Linked DNA regions of Mus musculus: region 1 is linked to region 2. The links are chromatin loops, found by intact Hi-C in ENCODE. Cell type or tissue: left cerebral cortex. All regions are shown on one strand. Links, peaks and the distances in the headings refer to the core of each region. The heading gives the core; the rest is flanking DNA.

The links. A loop is a pair of places that touch in the nucleus more often than their neighbours do. Peaks named below come from ENCODE experiments on the same cell type or tissue, not always from the same donor. Only the 100,000 strongest peaks of a DNase experiment are listed, where the experiment ranks them.
Region 1: a loop joins it to region 2, with 6 times the contacts of the local background. A loop is called at or near these places in 14 of 42 quality-filtered maps.

The regions. Positions count from the first base shown.
Region 1 is chr12:88,251,897-88,260,224 of GRCm38, forward strand. It overlaps the pseudogene Gm8332 and the pseudogene Gm18618. Among named protein-coding and RNA genes, the nearest start is that of Gm5662, 18 kb to the right of the region's middle. In left cerebral cortex, for the core only: no CTCF peak of the experiment used is centred there; no DNase peak of the experiment used is centred there.
Region 2 is chr12:87,891,581-87,899,908 of GRCm38, forward strand. It overlaps Gm2022 (predicted pseudogene 2022), which reads left to right and starts at 1,254. Exons shown (of 2, transcript NM_001177574.1): 1 at 1,254-1,412; 2 at 3,480-5,142. The coding sequence starts at 3,790. The coding sequence ends at 4,224. It also overlaps the pseudogene LOC112136086. In left cerebral cortex, for the core only: no CTCF peak of the experiment used is centred there; no DNase peak of the experiment used is centred there.

The DNA.
Region 1 (8,328 bases), core at 75-8,074, 360 kb after region 2:
CAGGTTCGTCTGAAGACAGCTACAGTGTACTTACATATAATTAATTAAAAAAAAAACCAAAAACAAAACAAAAAAAAAATCAAAAGCATACAAATGAAAGCTAACTGAAGCTTTGTGTTCTCCAAGCCCAGCCTTTTTGAGACTTTACTTTTGGCCATTGCTATGGTGAGCACAAGATAGACACTGCAGCCCTGGTATTTTCCTGTGTGCAACCATTTCAAATTCTACCTTCCCCCTTATAGTCCTATTAACCTATATCACAGTGCCTGAAGAAGACTCCAATATTAGCTACCTCTAACACTTAGCGTAACTCACTCTTTCTTTTCTGAACCAACACTAGGACCACACTAGTAAACATCATCTGTTGGTTCCAGTTTCATTTCTGTGGCTGCTGCTAAAATACTCCAGCAAAACAAAATTTCCAGGAGGGGGGGCTTATCTGGTTTACAAATCCAGGTTACAACCTACCAAGGGATGTCAAGCAGATAGTGAAATCCAAAAACAAGAGGGACATGCTTTCTTGCAGAGAAGGAAGAAAGGAAGGAAGGAAGGAAGGAAGGAAGGAAGGAAGGAAGGAAGGAAGGAGGTAAGCTGGTAGGGAAGGCAACTCATGAAAGACCCCAGTTTCTGAGCAGTGTAATTAACAATGAAGCCCAATAAGAGGTTTTAGACATGGTTGTGGCCAGGTTACCTCTGCTCCCTAGCTTAATCAATCCTCAAAGAAAAATGGAAAATATATGTTCTCCCAGAACTTTCCATAACCAGAACCCAAATCCATGACCTACCTGGTGAGTACCATCTTCTTTGAAGGAAGACTAAGAGCCGATAGAATGATGATTCTTTCTTTCTGGGATAGGGTTTTTCTGTGTACGCGAGGCTGTCCTGGAACTCTTTCTACAGAACAGATTGGCCTAGGTGGGATGTCCTCTTCCTTTGTCTTCCAAGATGAAGGCAGCAAGATGAGACTACTGTGTCTCAGCCTGGGCAGAGCTTGAGTATATATACATTTCCCCAAAGACCCGCCTCTACAGTGATGCAACTCTAATCCAACAAGGCCACACCTCCCAATAGTACCACACCTTGATCCAAGCATAATTCAATCACCACACCAAACAAGCAAAGAAACAAAAGGACACTTCTTAACTGGGCTTGGTAGCCCATGCCTTTAATCCCAGCACTTGGGAGTCAGAGGCAGGTGGATTTCTGAGTTCGAGGCCAGCCTGGAAAATTCTTACTCACTACTGGTTTTCTATGGTAATGAGAAACAAAACAGGCTACTGAGGACAAATTTAAAATAATGAATGTGGGAAATCAGAAACACATAGACCAAAACCTGGGATGTAGGGTTGAAATAAAGGGGTGATGCTGGAGGGTTGGCCCAGTGGTTGTTAGCACTGAGTGCCCTTGGAAGGTCCTGAGTTCAAATCCCCAAAACCACATGGATGCTCACAGCCATCCAAAAATACCTCTGATTATTCCTTGTGGCGAATCTGAAGACTGTTACAGTGTAATTAGTTGTAGCAATAACCAAATCTGATCAGAGCGAGCAGAGGTCCTGAATTAAAATCCCAGCAACCACATGATGGCTCAAAATGATCAGTACAACTACAGTGTACTCATATACATAAAATAAATGAATTAATTAATCTCTAAAAAAAAGGAGCCGGGTCTGATTGTACTCGTCTTTAATCCCAGCACTCAGGAGGCAGAGGCAGGCAGATTTATGAGTTCGAGGCCAGCCTGGTCTACAAAGTGAGTTCTAGGACAAACAGGGCTATACAGAGAAACCCTGTCACAGAAAACCAAAAACAAAAAAAAAAAAACAACAACAAAAAAAAAAAAAAAAAAAAAAACGGTGCTTGGTGTGAGATGACTATGTTTTCTTACAGTCAAGGCTCATTTTCCACAAAGGAATATCATATGGGATGCTTGTATCATGACGATCCCTTATTGTCCTCATAGGACTATGGTTATATAGAGATCAGCAATTTTACTTACAACACAATTAACAGAGTAGATCTGTAAAGCTGATTTGCTGTCACAGTGGGGAAAGGTTCTTGCTGCCATGCTTGACTACTGGAATATTCTCAGATAGATGGTGAAAACAGAATCTCTCAGGTTGTTCTCTGACCTTCACACAGGTGTGAGGTACTTTGACAAACACACACAAAAAAAAACACCCACACACTCATACACTATAAGTAACAAATCCTATTTTATAATTTTATATATATATATATATATATATATATATATATATATATATAAAGGCGTTTTGTGTGTATGTCCATTTGTAACCACATGCATGCTTGGTGACCAAGAGGCTAAAAGAGGGCACTCGACCCCCTCGGTACTGGAGTAGCACATGCTTGTCTGCTATCATGTCGGTGGTGGGAATTATTGCTCTTAACCGGTCTCTTAGACCGCCCAAAATATTATTTTTAAATGACTTACTGCAAGCAATGCTTTCCTTTAATTATGTGGGATGTGGGTTTGGCACCCTTGTGCTAGATTTTCATGAGTGCCCTAGTTCATCTGCCTCTAGAACTTAGCAAGTCACCTGAGTTTCAGCCCCTCCTCCCCAGCAACTTACAAAACATAGAAAGAACAAACCAAACTTTCAGAAGACCTAACTTCTCTCTGTCTCAGTTTTAAACCCTAGAAACTCAAAGTTGTAAGGAAGTTGCAGTGAGCTGACACGGCTGAGGAGGAGGTTGCTCACTCCGTGCAGTATTCACTGCACAGGCAAGAAGACTTGAATTCAATGAAATTCATTTCTGTAAAACTGGTGGATGTATTATAAACAAACCCCAACAGCATAGCTTCAGTGAGCTTTTATCAGTTCAGTAGCATTGGTTCTTGGAAAAGCAGGTTTGACCAACACAGGACACCCAGAACAACAAACACCACATGTGCTAGAGGAAGTTGTAGGTGTTGGCTAGTGGGGCCACAAAGATCCACAAAAATTCTCTGCCTGCAAAGATGCTGCCTACAAAGATGCAGCCAACAGCAACTTTTGTGTTCTGAATATGCTTGGCCCAGGGTGTTATAGTATTCGGAATTCTGGCCTTGTTAGAGTAGATGTGTCACCTTGGTCATGGACTTTTTAAGACCCTCATTCTAGCTGCCTGGAAGTCAGTATTCTGCTAGCAGCTTTCAGATGAAGATATAAAACTGTCAGCTCCTCCTGCACTTTGCTGCCTGGATGCTACTATGTTCCTGCCTTAAAATAATGCACTGAACCTCTGAATATTGAAGCCAGTCCCAATGAAGTGTTATCCTTATAGAAGTTGCCTTGATTATGGTGTTTGCTCATGGCAGTCAAACCCCAGCCAAGTCAGAAGTTGGTACCAGGGAATGGGGTACAGCTGTGAAAGGTCTGAAAATGCTTCTCTTTGGGAGAATGTAGATTTGAGGACTTTGGATTTGGAAAGCAGTAGAATGCTTCAAGTGGGGCTTACTGGGCTATCCTAGTAGGAATATAGAAGACTCTGTTACTGAGATTGATCTGAAATGTGCAGTCCTGGCCTAAGAGATTTCAGTGGAGGAGAACTTTAGTATGTGGCTTAGAGACTGTTTTTTTTTTTTTTTTTGTAGCATTTTGGTGAACAGTAATGCTACTCTTTATCCTAGTTTGAAAAGCCAGAATGATACTGAGACTCAGAAACTCAGATTAATTGCATTGACAAAGTAGGTCTCAGAAATGCTCTTCATAGACTTTTTTCTCTGCTTACATCTCATGAAGAACATTTGAAATATGCATAACTAGCTTAGAAAGGAAAAGTATAAAATATATAGTATTAAACGGGGGTGAGGGAGCCACCAGGAAGTGAAACTGAGCTGAATATTTAGTTCAAGGATATTAAATTGAATTAAGGGTGTTGTGACCTTGTGGCAAGATGTGACACAATGAAATTTAGATCCAGTATGGTGGTGCATTGCTTTAATCCCAGGAGATAAAGCCAAGCAGATCTCTGAGGTCAAGGTCAGCCAGAGATAGAGCAAGTTTTAGGTGAAGAAAAGCTTAAATCCAGGCATGTTTGTACACACCTTTAATCCCAGGAGACAAGCATCCAGATCTCTGAGTCAAGGTCAGTCTGCAGTCTAAGATCCAGGACAGTCAAGCTTAGGCAGTGAAGGAGTTGGAAAAGAGGAAGCTGGTGATGTTGTAAGAGATCAAAGGGACCATGTTCTAGCCCCTGCAAGCAGCAGAACTTGTCAGCTTTGGCCATGTGACTCTGGCTCTATAGCCAAGAATAGGAGACTTGAGACAATTGGTGGTAGAGTTAGGAAATTAGTGGTGATTATGAAGTCCAGCATTGCTAAGGTGAAATCTTCGGGGAAATGTTTTCTGAGAACACAAGGAACCTGTGTTCCAAAGATAGGTAAGCTTGTGTGTACCCGTTGCTGCAGCTGGACTTTGTAATGTGTTAGAGTAACCCAGGTGGTACTGGTTTTGAGAGAAAAAAAAAAGCTCATAAAAGGACTGTCCTCTGGGAGCTTGACTTAAGGGACCCCACTCTCTGGTCTGACGAATTTCAAGCAGTGAGTGACATCCCCAAGATGTCTGAGGGGAAGCACTTAGTCAATTTCAATCTATTGTGAAAAAAGCAGGAAAGTGAAAGTGGGTGGGTGGGGATCAGCAGCTATTCTGCTAAAGTGCCTGGGGCTAAGTACCAGAAAGCAGTGAGGATGTGGCAGAATACAGACACACCTTGGCTTTATACAAGCTATTAGCTGAGAAATTAATCACAGATTTTCTGAAAGACACTAGAGAAATAGGGTGTAGCTAAGTGCCCCTTCTTCCTTTTCTTTCTTTTTTATTGGATATTTTCTTTATTTACATTTATTTTCTTTTTTTCTGTCTTTCTTTTTCTTTTTCTTTTTCTTTTTCTTTTTCTTTCTTTCTTTCTTTCTTTTTTTTTTTTTTGGGTTTTCGAGACAGGGTTTCTCTGTGTAGCCTTAGCTGTCCTGGAACTCACTTTGTAGACCAGGCTGCCCTGGAACTCAGAAATCTGCCTCTGCCTCCCAAGTGCCTTTATTTACATTTCAACTCTTATCCCCATTCTGTTTTGGGGGGGGAGGTCTCCTCCAAAAAAAACTGCCCTCCCCCATTTACTCCCCCCCAACTCACTCACTCCTGCTTCCTGACCCTGGCATTCCCCCACATAGGGTATACAACCTTCATAGGACAAAGTGCCTCTCCTCCCATTGATATCTGTCTAGGCCACCCTTTGCTGCATATGCTGCTGGAGCCAGGATCCCACTATGTGTGCTCTTTGGTTGGTGGTTTAATCCCTGGGAGCTCTGGGAACACTGGCTTGTTCATACTTGTTCCTCCTATGGGACTGCAAACCCCTTCAGCTCCTTGGGTCCTTTTTCTAGCTCCTTCATTGTGGATCCTATTCTCAGTCCAATGGATGGCTGTGAGCATCCACCTCTGTATTTGTAAGGCACTGGCAGATCCTCTCAGGAGAGAGCTTGTAATGTAGAAAATTTAAGATTGACCTCCCTAGACCAAGTTGTAGCCAAGAAAGGAAAATAGTTGGGCCATGAAGCAGCCTGTTCTGAGAACTGGCTGACCACAGAACAGATAATTACACAAGCTGGTTCAGTAACCTTGTTCCAGGACCTGGCCGACCACAAAAATTGGATTAAAAACTTGAGAACAATCTTAAGAATCAGGGAGTTTCCCCCTTGTGATTTTTAGTTCCACCTTGTGATTTTTCACTGGTATTTTCAAATAGCGCACTCCCTACCCGCTTGGGCTATGGTTTTTCCTTTAAATACCCACTATCCCAGCTACTCGGGGTCAAACTCCTGTACCCCTGGGTTGAATACAAGTTGGTCCCAGTGTGCTGGTTCCTGTCAATAAGCCTCATGTGATTGCAACAAGAACGGTATCCAGTGAGTTTCTGGGTGATCATGTCATACTAAGACTTGAGTGAGGGCTTCCCCTCATTGGGGGTCCTTCAAGCTATATGAGGTTCCTGTCAACAAGAACTTGTTGGCATCCACAACAGTGTTTGGGATTGGTGATGTAAATGGGGTGGATCCCCCAGTGAATCAGTCCCTAGATAGTCATTTCTTCAGTCTCTACTTAACTCTGTAACTCCTTCCATCGGTGTTTTGTTCCCCACTTCTAAGATGGATAGAAGTATCCACACTTTGGTCTTCCTTCGTCTTGAGTTTCATGTGCTTTGTGAATTGTGTCTTGGGTATTCGGAGCTTCTGGGCTTCTGGACTAATATCCACTTATCATTGAGTGCATATCATGTGTGTTATTTTGTGATGGATTTACCTCACTCAGGATGATATTCTCCAGATTCATCCATTTCCCTATGAATTTCATAAATTCATTGTTTTTAATAGCTGAGTAGTATTCCATTGTGTAAATGTACCACATTTTCTGTATCCATTCCTCTGTTGAGGTACATATGACTTCATTCCAGCTTCTGGCTATTATAAATAAGGTTGTCATGAGCATATTGGAGCATGTGTCCTTATTACATGTTGGAGCTATGTCTAGCTATATGCCCAGGAGTGTTATTTTCTTACCCTTCCTTGTGACTTGTGAAAATTAGAAAGGCCAGGTTTGTATCTGTCTGTGACACCTGTAGAACTACCAAACCTGAAATAGACCTACAAAGGGCTGTGAAGTACAAAAGCCTCATTTAAAAAAAAGATTTATTTATTTTTATTTCTAATTGTACACTGCAGTTGTTTTCAGATACTCATGAGAACAGTGCATAGGATCCCATTATAGATGGTTGTGAGCCACCCTGTGTTTGCTGGGAATTGAACTCAAGAACTCTGGAAGATTCATTATTGCTCAACACTGAGCCATCTATCCAGCCCTAAAAGACTCATTCACAAGGTACAGATATATAAAAACACACTAACAAATTTCTCAATCTTACATGATTCTTCCAAATTCTCTTTCTCAGTGGCTTTACTACTGCCCCTTCTGCCACACAGTAGGATGAAGGGCATCAAGAGGGGCAGACGGTAAACAGCAGAAAGGCTCTGGGGAAGGAACCTCACTGCCATGCAGACATTTCTCCAAGAACTGCTTGAGAGGTATGAAGGACCCTGAGCTCGTGATGGCTTCAATTCTGGGCAAGTAGTCCTCGGGGATGAGAAGCATGATTTTCCAGAACTGGACCAGGTACTGCTTCATGAGGTCATTCCCAAACAACTCCAAGAAGTCAAACAGGAGAGTGGACGTCACATCTGAGAGAGGCTCCATGTTTAAGATCTGTGCCAGCCACCACTTAAGCCATGAGCATGAGCCTCCTGCTGGTATCTATAGGGCCACTGGAGCTGGCTGGTGGCAGCATAGAAAGAGATCATCCCAAATATGGGTTTTAGAAAGTTGTACTTTTGTTCAACCTTGGAATCCATCACTTGGTAGCCAAGCATCCCTTGAGAATCCTACAAAGTCATCCCTTCCTTGAAAGATGGGTAGAAAGAACAGAGTATGGACACTTGTGGAGAAGAGCACCTCCAACATGTGCACCTGCACACACAAGCACACACAAATACACATCACATGTGTACACATGCATATGCACAGAAGAATTCACATGGCTTTTGCTGTAACTGAGAGGTGTGAACTGTTTTTATAAAGGAATTTTCTTCTCAGGACCGAGGATGCCAGCAAAGTCGCCAGGTGCTATACTTTCTTCCTTCCTTCCTTTCTTTCTTTCTTTCTTTCTTTCTTTCTTTCTTTCTTTCTTTCTTTCTTTCTTTCTTTCTTTCTTTCTTGGGGGCATGGTTTGTCAGCTTGATTATTATGGTACTCCAACCTCCCAGGTCAGAAATTCTAGACTACTCACATTGATTCGCTTCCTTTCAGATATCCAAACACATTTCTTTAGCACTCTGTTAGGTCCAGGATAGCTTGACAACATTATGGGGCAGGTGAGGCATCTGACATGACTAGGTCCCTAGAAGTTGTCCAGATCCAAGAGGTTGCAACCTTCCTCTGAGGTCCCTGCTTCTGCTCTTTGGCCCTAACATATCAGTTCAACAGGAGTAGAAACTGCAAATGGATGTCATACCACATTCTAGGGATCTGGGTGGTGACCAGCTTGGGTCTGAGCTTTGGGTAGTTTCTACTGGGACCTTCTGTCCTGGGTGTGTGTTGACACACACCTCCTGGCTGCAGTTGGTGTTACATGCTGCTGTTCTCCTAGAAGGGCCCTGCTCATCTCTGGGTGCTGTTGGCCACTACACTGGTTTTGTTACTTTCTTTTATCTCATGCTTCTTCTTCCTTCCTTAGACCTGGAACATGGTAGACAGTTTCTTCATCACCTCCTCTACAG
Region 2 (8,328 bases), core at 106-8,105:
GTGTATGAGTGTGTGGGTGTTTGTTTTTATGTGTGTTTGTCAAAGTACCTCAACACCTGTGTGAAGGTCAGAGAACAACCTGAGAGATTATGTTTTCTCCATCTATCTGAGAATATTCCAGTAGTCAAGCATGGCAGCAAGAACCTTTCCCCACTGTGACAGCAAATCAGCTTTACAGATCTACTCTGTTAAGTGTGTTGTAAGTAAAATTGCTGATCTCTCTATAACCATAGTCCTATGAGGACAATAAGGGATCGTCATGATACAAGCATCCCATATGATATTCCTTTGTGGAAAATGAGCCTTGACTGTAAGAAAACATAGTCATCTCACACCAAGCACCGTTTTTGTTTTTGTTTTTTTGTTTGTTTGTTTGTTTGTTTGTTTGTTTTTGGTTTTCTGTGACAGGGTTTCTCTGTATAGCCCTGTTTGTCCTAGAACTCACTTTGTAGACCAGGCTGGCCTCGAACTCATAAATCTGCCTGCCTCTGCCTCCTGAGTGCTGGGATTAAAGACGAATACAATCAGACACAGCTCCTTTTTTTTAGAGATTATTTAATTCATTTATTTTATGTATATGAGTACACTGTAGTTGTACTGATCATTTTGAGCCATCATGTGGTTGCTGGGATTTTAATTCAGGACCTCTGCTCACTCTGATCAGATTTGGTTATTGCTACAACTAATTACACTGTAACAGTCTTCAGATTCGCCACAAGGAATAATCAGAGGTAGTTTTGGATGGCTGTGAGCATCCATGTGGTTTTGGGGATTTCAACTCAGGACCTTCCAAGGGCATTCAGTGCTAACAACCACTGGGCCAACCCTCCAGCATCACCCCTTTCTTTCAACCCTACATCCCAGGTTTTGGACTATGTGTTTCTGATTTCCCACATTCATTATTTTAAATTTGTCCTCAGTAGCCTGTTTTGTCTCTCATTACCATAGAAAACCAGTAGTGAGTAAGAATTTTCCAGGCTGGCCTCGAACTCAGAAATCCACCTGCCTCTGACTCCCAAGTGCTGGGATTAAAGGCATGGGCTACCAAGCCCAGTTAAGAAGTGTCCTTTTGTTTCTTTGCTCGTTTGGTGTGGTGATTGAATTATGCTTGGATCAGGGTGTGGTACTATTGGGAGGTGTGGCCTTTTTGGATTAGAGTTGCATCACTGTAGAGGCGGGGCTTTGGGGAAATGTATATATACTCAAGCTCTGCCCAGGGTGAGACACAGTAGTCTCATCTTGCTGCCTTCATCTTGGGAGACAAAGGAAGAGGACATCCCACCTAGGCCAATCTGTTCTGTAGAAAGAGTTCCAGGACAGCCTCGCGTACACAGAAAAACCCTATCCCAGAAAGAAAGAATCATCATTCTATCGGCTCTTAGTCTTCCTTCAAAGAAGATGGTACTCACCAGGTAGGTCATGATTTGGGTTCTGGTTATGGAAAGTTCTGGGAGAACATATATTTTCCATTTTTCTTTGAGGATTGATTAAGCTAGGGAGCAGAGGTAACCTGGCCACAACCATGTCTAAAACCTCTTATTGGGCTTCATTGTTGATTATGCTGCTCAGAAACTGGGGTCTTTCATGAGTTGCCTTCCCTACCAGCTTACCTCCTTCCTTCCTTCCTTCCTTCCTTCCTTCCTTCCTTCCTTCCTTCCTTCCTTCCTTCCTTTCTTCCTTCTCTGCAAGAAAGCACGTCCCTCTTGCTTTTGGATTTCACTATCTGCCTTGACATCCCTTGGTAGGTTGTAACCTGGATTTGTAAACCAGATAAGCCCCTCCTCCTGGAAATTTTGTTTTGCTGGAGTATTTTAGCAGCAGCCTCAGAAATGAAACTGGAACCAACAGATGATGTTTACTAGTGTGGTCCTAGCGTTGGTTCAGAAAAGAAAGAGTAAGTTACGCTAAGTGTTAGAGGTAGCTAATATTGGAGTCTTCTTCAGGTACTGTGATATAGGTTAATAGGACTATAAGGGGGAAGGTAGAATTTGAAATGGTTGCACACAGGAAAATACCAGGGCTGCAGTGTCTATCTTGTGCTCACCCTAGCAATGGCCAAAAGTAAAGTCTCAAAAAGGCTCGGCTTGGAGAACACAAAGCTTCATAGCTTTCATTTGTATGCTTTTGAATGTCATTTGTAAAAACTAGCAAATAGGAACTGGAGAAATAGTTCAGTTGTTCAGAGCATTGGCTGTTCTTGCAGAGGACCTGGTTTGGTTCCAGACACTATCTCTAGTAACTGCTCCCAAAGAAAATGTTGGTTTTCTACAAGGGGGTCTCACTATGTAGAGAACCACTCTTAAGGGAAAGCCCCATACCCAGAAGGAGATGGCCAACAGAAAATGAACTCAATAGTGTTTCTGGGGAATTTGTTGTTGTTGTGAATTTGTTTTGTACTATTCTGTCTGGTTGGTTTGTTGCTTAGCCTTTGTCACATCTTAAGGAGATGGAGATGAACTTTCTGGTTGGCCTTTGCTTTTCTGTTTTCACTGGATGCACCAGGACTTCATTTAGTTGTCATATGTGCCTGTGTCAACTGCTTTCATGTGTTATTTTGTGTCCCAAAGTCGATCTAAGTAACACCTGTGACTATTTTCAATTTTTTTCATTCTTCTCTACTGAAAAAAAATTTTAAGAGTAATTCATATCTATGAGCATACTGTACCTGTCTTAGACACAAGATCAAAAGAGGGTGTTGATACCCATTACACATGGTTGTGAACCACTCTTTGGTTTTTGAGAAGAGAATGCACGACCTCTGAAAGAATAGTCAGTGCTTTCAAGCACTGAGCAATCTTTCTAGTCCTGAAATTGTTTTTATTATGCTCCAAGCATGTCCATTTAAAGTGCAGTGGAACATATTTTGAGTGTTCTTGTGATATATTAGAGGCCTGAACACCAATGAACTTGTAATTTTGGGTACTCTAAAAGTGTTTAAAAATGTATTAAAATGTTATCTGAATCTACTAAGTGTTCTATGAAGTCTTAGACTGCTTTTTTTATATAGAACCACGTTCCTCAGAATGATAGTTTCAATTTTTTTATTATGCTATACAAGTCAGCCACCTAGGAGGAACAGAAATATGAACTAACCAGTAACCCCAGAGCTCCCTGGGACTAAATTACAAATTAAAGAAAACACATGGAAGGACTTGTGGCTCTAGCTGCATATGTAGTAGAGGATATTCTAGTCAGTCATCAATTGGAGGAGAGGCCCTTGGTCCTGTGAAGGTTCTATGCTCCAGTATAGGGGAATGCATTGGCCACTAAGCAGGAGTGGGTTGCTTAGGGAGCAGCAGGAAGGTAGAGAATAGGAGGTTTTTTGAGGGGAAACTAGGAAAGGGGATAACACTTGAAATGTAAATAAAGAGAATATCTAATTTTTAAAAAGCTATACAATTCAATGTTGTGTGAAGAAATTTGATAAAAAATTATTTCTGAAATAGATTTCCAAAGAAAACTTATTTAATTTTTTTAAGGTCAATGCATTAACTGCAAAGGTAATGGAGTCCTGCTGTATTTTGTCACTACTGGGGAGACTACAACTTCCTGAGCACCAGGCCAGAAGCTGAAGTACTATTTTGTAACTATCAGAAGCCAGGACTCTGGAACATATTGTGGCTTGTGGACCTTCTATACTTATATCAGTTGCTGTCAGATCTACCACTGTTCAATACTTCCTGGCACCCATCCTAAGACTGTAGTAGCTCTTGGAACTGAGACACAGCTACTGTCAGCCACTGTCTGCCAGGAGTCCCTCACCTGACTCCTGTGGTTGCCTTTTCCATCATGCCAAAGAATAAAGGCAAAGGAGGCAAAAACAGGCGCAGAGGTAAAAATGAAAATGAATCTGAGAAAAGAGAGTTGGTGTTTAAAGAATATGGGCAAGAGTATGCTCAGGTGACCAAAATGCTGGGATGTGGATGGTTGGAAGCAATGTGTTTTGATGGTGTAAGGAGGCTGTGCCACATAAGAGGGAAGTTGAGAAAAAAGGTTTGGATAAATACCTCAGACATTATATTGATTGGTCTAAGAGACTATCAAGATAACAAAGCTGATGTAATCTTAAAGTACAATCAAGATGAAGCAAGAAGTCTGAAGGCCTATGGAGAACTTCCAGAACATGCCAAAATCAATGAAATGGACACATTTGGTCCTGGGGATGATGATGAAATCGTGTTTGATGATATTGGAGAGGATGATGAAGACATTGATGACATCTAACCTGACATAAGCATGCAACCTTCCAAGTTCTTTGAAGATTGCTCAACACAATTGGCATCTTGACATTCAGCTGTTAAATAAAACTTCATTTGGCATACGTGTGTATTGCTAATGCAAACTGATATATTTTATGTTTTGAAGTATTCTATTTCTTTGAAAACCTAAGATGTTGAGTTATCTATCTTAAGTGACAAGTTAACACTTTGTGCTTATGGGTATAATTGAACTTAGGGCAGAGCAGTGTGCACTGTTAAGGGACTGCCATTCCATTTGTGACCTTTCATTTGTAGCCCTTGTTGTATACCCTCACTTGATCCTTTAACTTGTTTCCACCCATAAGTTGTTGCATCATACAGTGCAGTTTTTAAGTTAGATGGGTAGCAATTTTGAGTTTTAAGAATTAGGCATTGCAGAAATTAAATGCTTAGAGGAGATGATCATTTTCTTGTGTTTAAAGATATAATAGTTGACAATGTTTAGATAGAATCTTGTAAGGCATACTCAAAAAAAGAATGAAAATAAAAAAGAGAAGTAAATCTCTTCTGATTCTTGCATAGAGAAATTTTCAAAGCAGGTAGTTGTTAAGAGCACATAGAGTAGTGTTTACTTTCTAAACTAGGTCCTTGCGTTAAGCCATTTTTAAGAAGTTAGCTTCTGTACTGAGGCTTTGGAAAATGAATTATTGTGTATTGAGTAAAGTTAATTACATAATTGTAAAAGCTTTGTTTTCCTTAACCTACGCTTAGGTTAATGGAAAAGGAGCCAGAGCTTAATGAAAATGATGTTACTGTTTTCTGAATGGAGGAGTCCAGAAACAGAGACACATTAAAACCATGTTGGTATATATACATTTTTTCTTTTTAATATGTTCATTATATCTCTGGTGTATAATGAAAATAAATGATTACATGATTTCTGAAAAAGAAAAAGATCAATGCAGTCTGATGATCTCTGCTGGCAAACCAGGAAGGGACTCCCCAACACAAGCCTGCAGTACTATGACCACCAGTGTCTGCTGTGCTACCAGAATGTTTTGGAAGAATGCAGGTCTCTTCCCAAACCATCTTCTTACTCTGGATGGGTTGTAGATCACATCCTCCCCAATTCCGCATGGTACTCACAAGAAAATGTTCCTTACTCTGATAATTCACCATCTGAATCTGTATCAGGTCTGTATCAATTCTCAACACTCATAGAGTTGACTTTCTAGGATTGAGTTCAATGTAGCTCATGTATCTGTATGGAAGTTTACCCCCTTCTTTCAACCATTGCAATTTTTCCTACCTGTTATTGGGGGGGGGTGATACAGGGTTTCTCTTTATATCCCTAGCTATCCTGCAACTCACTTTGTAGACCAGGCTGGCCTCGAACTCAGAAATTCCCCTCCTCTGCTTCCCAAATGCTGGGATTAAAGGTGTGCAACACTATGCCCGGCCTTTTTTTTTTTTTTAAAAAGACTTATTTATTTTATGTATATGAGTACTATACCTGCCTTCAGACACACCAGAAGAGGGCATTTGAACCTATTATAGCATCCTCTATGAGGGTGCTCCCTCAACCACACAACCACTCCTGCCTCACCACCCTTTCATTCCCCTACACTAGGCCATCAATCCTTCACAGGTCCAAGGGCCTCCCTACCATTGATTCCAGATAAGGCCCCTTCAGCTCCTTTAGTCCTTCCCCTAACTCCTCCATTATGGTCCCTCTGCTCAGTCTGATAGTTGGCTGCATGCATCTGCACTGGTATTAGTCAGGCTCTAGCAGAGCTTCACAGGAGACAGCTCTATCAGCCTCTTGTCAGCAAGCACTTATTTGCATCAGCAATAGTGTCTCGGATTTGGTGTCTGCATGTGGCATGGGTCCCTAGGTGGAGCAGTCTTTGGATGGCCTTTCCTTCAGTCTCTGCTCCAATCTTTGTCCCTGTATTTCCTTTACACAACAGTAATTCTGGGTTAAAATTTTGGATATGGGTGGTGGCACCATCCCTCAACTGAGGGTCTATGCCTAACATCTGGATATGGTCTCTATAGGTTCTCCCTCCCACTTTTTGGGTATTTAAGCTAATGTCATTCACATGTTTTCATGGGAAATTACTGTTTTCCTGGCATCTGGGACTTTCTGTTGGCTACTCCTAGTTCTCCTTCCCTTTTGCTACACACCTCAGTCAATTTCCAGACCCTCTGTATGTCTCATTTGTCTCCTCCCTTACCTGATCCTGCCTCCCCCTTTCTCCCTTGCCCTTCTGTATTCCTCCAGAGTCATTGCTACCCTCTACCTCCCATGACTGTTTTGTTCCCCATTCTAAATAGGACCGAAGCATGCACTCTTTGTCTTCCTTCTTGAGATTCATTCAAATTTTATTTTAGGGCTCAAGGAGGCCTTGTGCTTTTATTTTGACCCTTTTGCCACAGGGAAATCAATTATCGACTGATGAAGAGACATTTTCTTCAGGTTTTAGCAATACAGAATGTTGAACTGTATTAATTACCAACAAAAAAGCTGGTTGATTTCCCTTTTACTTTTAGAGTTACACAGGGATTGCACAGGGGGCTTTTTTATCTTTAACCCCCTCCCCCGCTTATCTGTTTCTTCTCAAAGTGTCTGTTTTAGCCTTCTCTTAGAGTCTTTTGGTTTGTCTATGACTGCCAACAGGATATTTGCGTGTTCTCAAGTCTGTTGCTTTTGTCCTTTTATCTGCTTCTCTTCTATTGTCTCTGTTCTATTAAATACTCTCTCTGCCACTATCACTAAGTCCCTCAGACTCTTTTTTCTTAACCTCTAAACTGTCTGTAGATATTTCTTAATATCTGGTGCTGTCTGGATAATGAAAGCTAGAGTGACTGCTTTTACTTTCAGTGATTCAGGGTCCATGGGGCTGTGTTGTTGATATGTCTCCATGGCCCTCTCTAAAAAAAAAAAGCTGTAGTGCATTTATTTTCTTGCTGCCTAATGTCATATACTCTGTCCATATGTGTGGTCTGTCTTGAGGCTGCCTTGAGACCTGCCAGCAGAGCCCAATGGTAGACCATATGTCTCCTCTTTCCTTTAACGAGGTTAAAATGTCAGTCTGGGTGAGTCAGAGGAAAGCGAGTGTGTGTGGGGGCACTAAATGTTTAGTCGAACGTGTAGAATGTGGTAGACATAGCCTATTAATAAGTCTGACAAACTCAAAGTTACATCATCAAAGTCATCTCATCAAATTCACCTTATCAAGGTTACATCATCAGAGTCATCTGACAAAGTCATCTCCTCAAAGTTATCTTGTCAAAGTCATCTCACAATGAGGAACACAAAAATACAAATAAAACCTTCCCTGTCTGTGGAGCAGGAACAAGAAACAATCAGAAAATGTTGCTCATGAAATAGATGTCTCGATGACACCCAAAACACAAATCCAACCATTTCTCTCTATCAAGTAGAATTGAGAAACAGTCAAAAGTGGTGAACTAACAAAAGAAAAGAACCAGATTGGTGGGCATCTCTCTGCTCCCATAAAAATAAGTCCACCCCATACGAAGACTCAGGACCTTTCCACTATCTGCAGTAGCCACCCTCACAGAATTGTCTATCTCTAACTGCAACTGGCCACAGGTACAAAATCAAGGAATTGTATCAGATGGGTGGACCTTTTAGTTCCCTGAGTCACGCCCACCCAAACTGGGACTAACAATGTCCCCTAGCTCCACTATTGCCAAGGCTCCCAGACTTGCCAGCACCTGCCAATTATGTTAAAGGCCACAGTGTCTTTGTAATAAGATTCTTGAACATGTACCCTCAGCTTGCTGCTTACTACAAAGCCTTGCCCAGACAGACATTTGATTCTCCCCTCACCTCCACCAAATCATTTTGGGTGACAGTTGTGTTATTGGGGTATGGGTGAGCTAGCTCAAATAGAATAAAGACCCTGCTCTTAGTTGCATCAGATCAGGTCCTGAAAGTGTTTTTGGGCCATTAACAATCTATGGCATTATATTTTGTTACATTGGCTGGGAAGTTGCACATGACACACAGGACTACTTATCTGGAAGGTCTTGAAGGTCTCAAAACTAGTCTAGGTATTTGTGTTTTTATGTTTGTAACATTGTGTAAAACTTCCTGCTT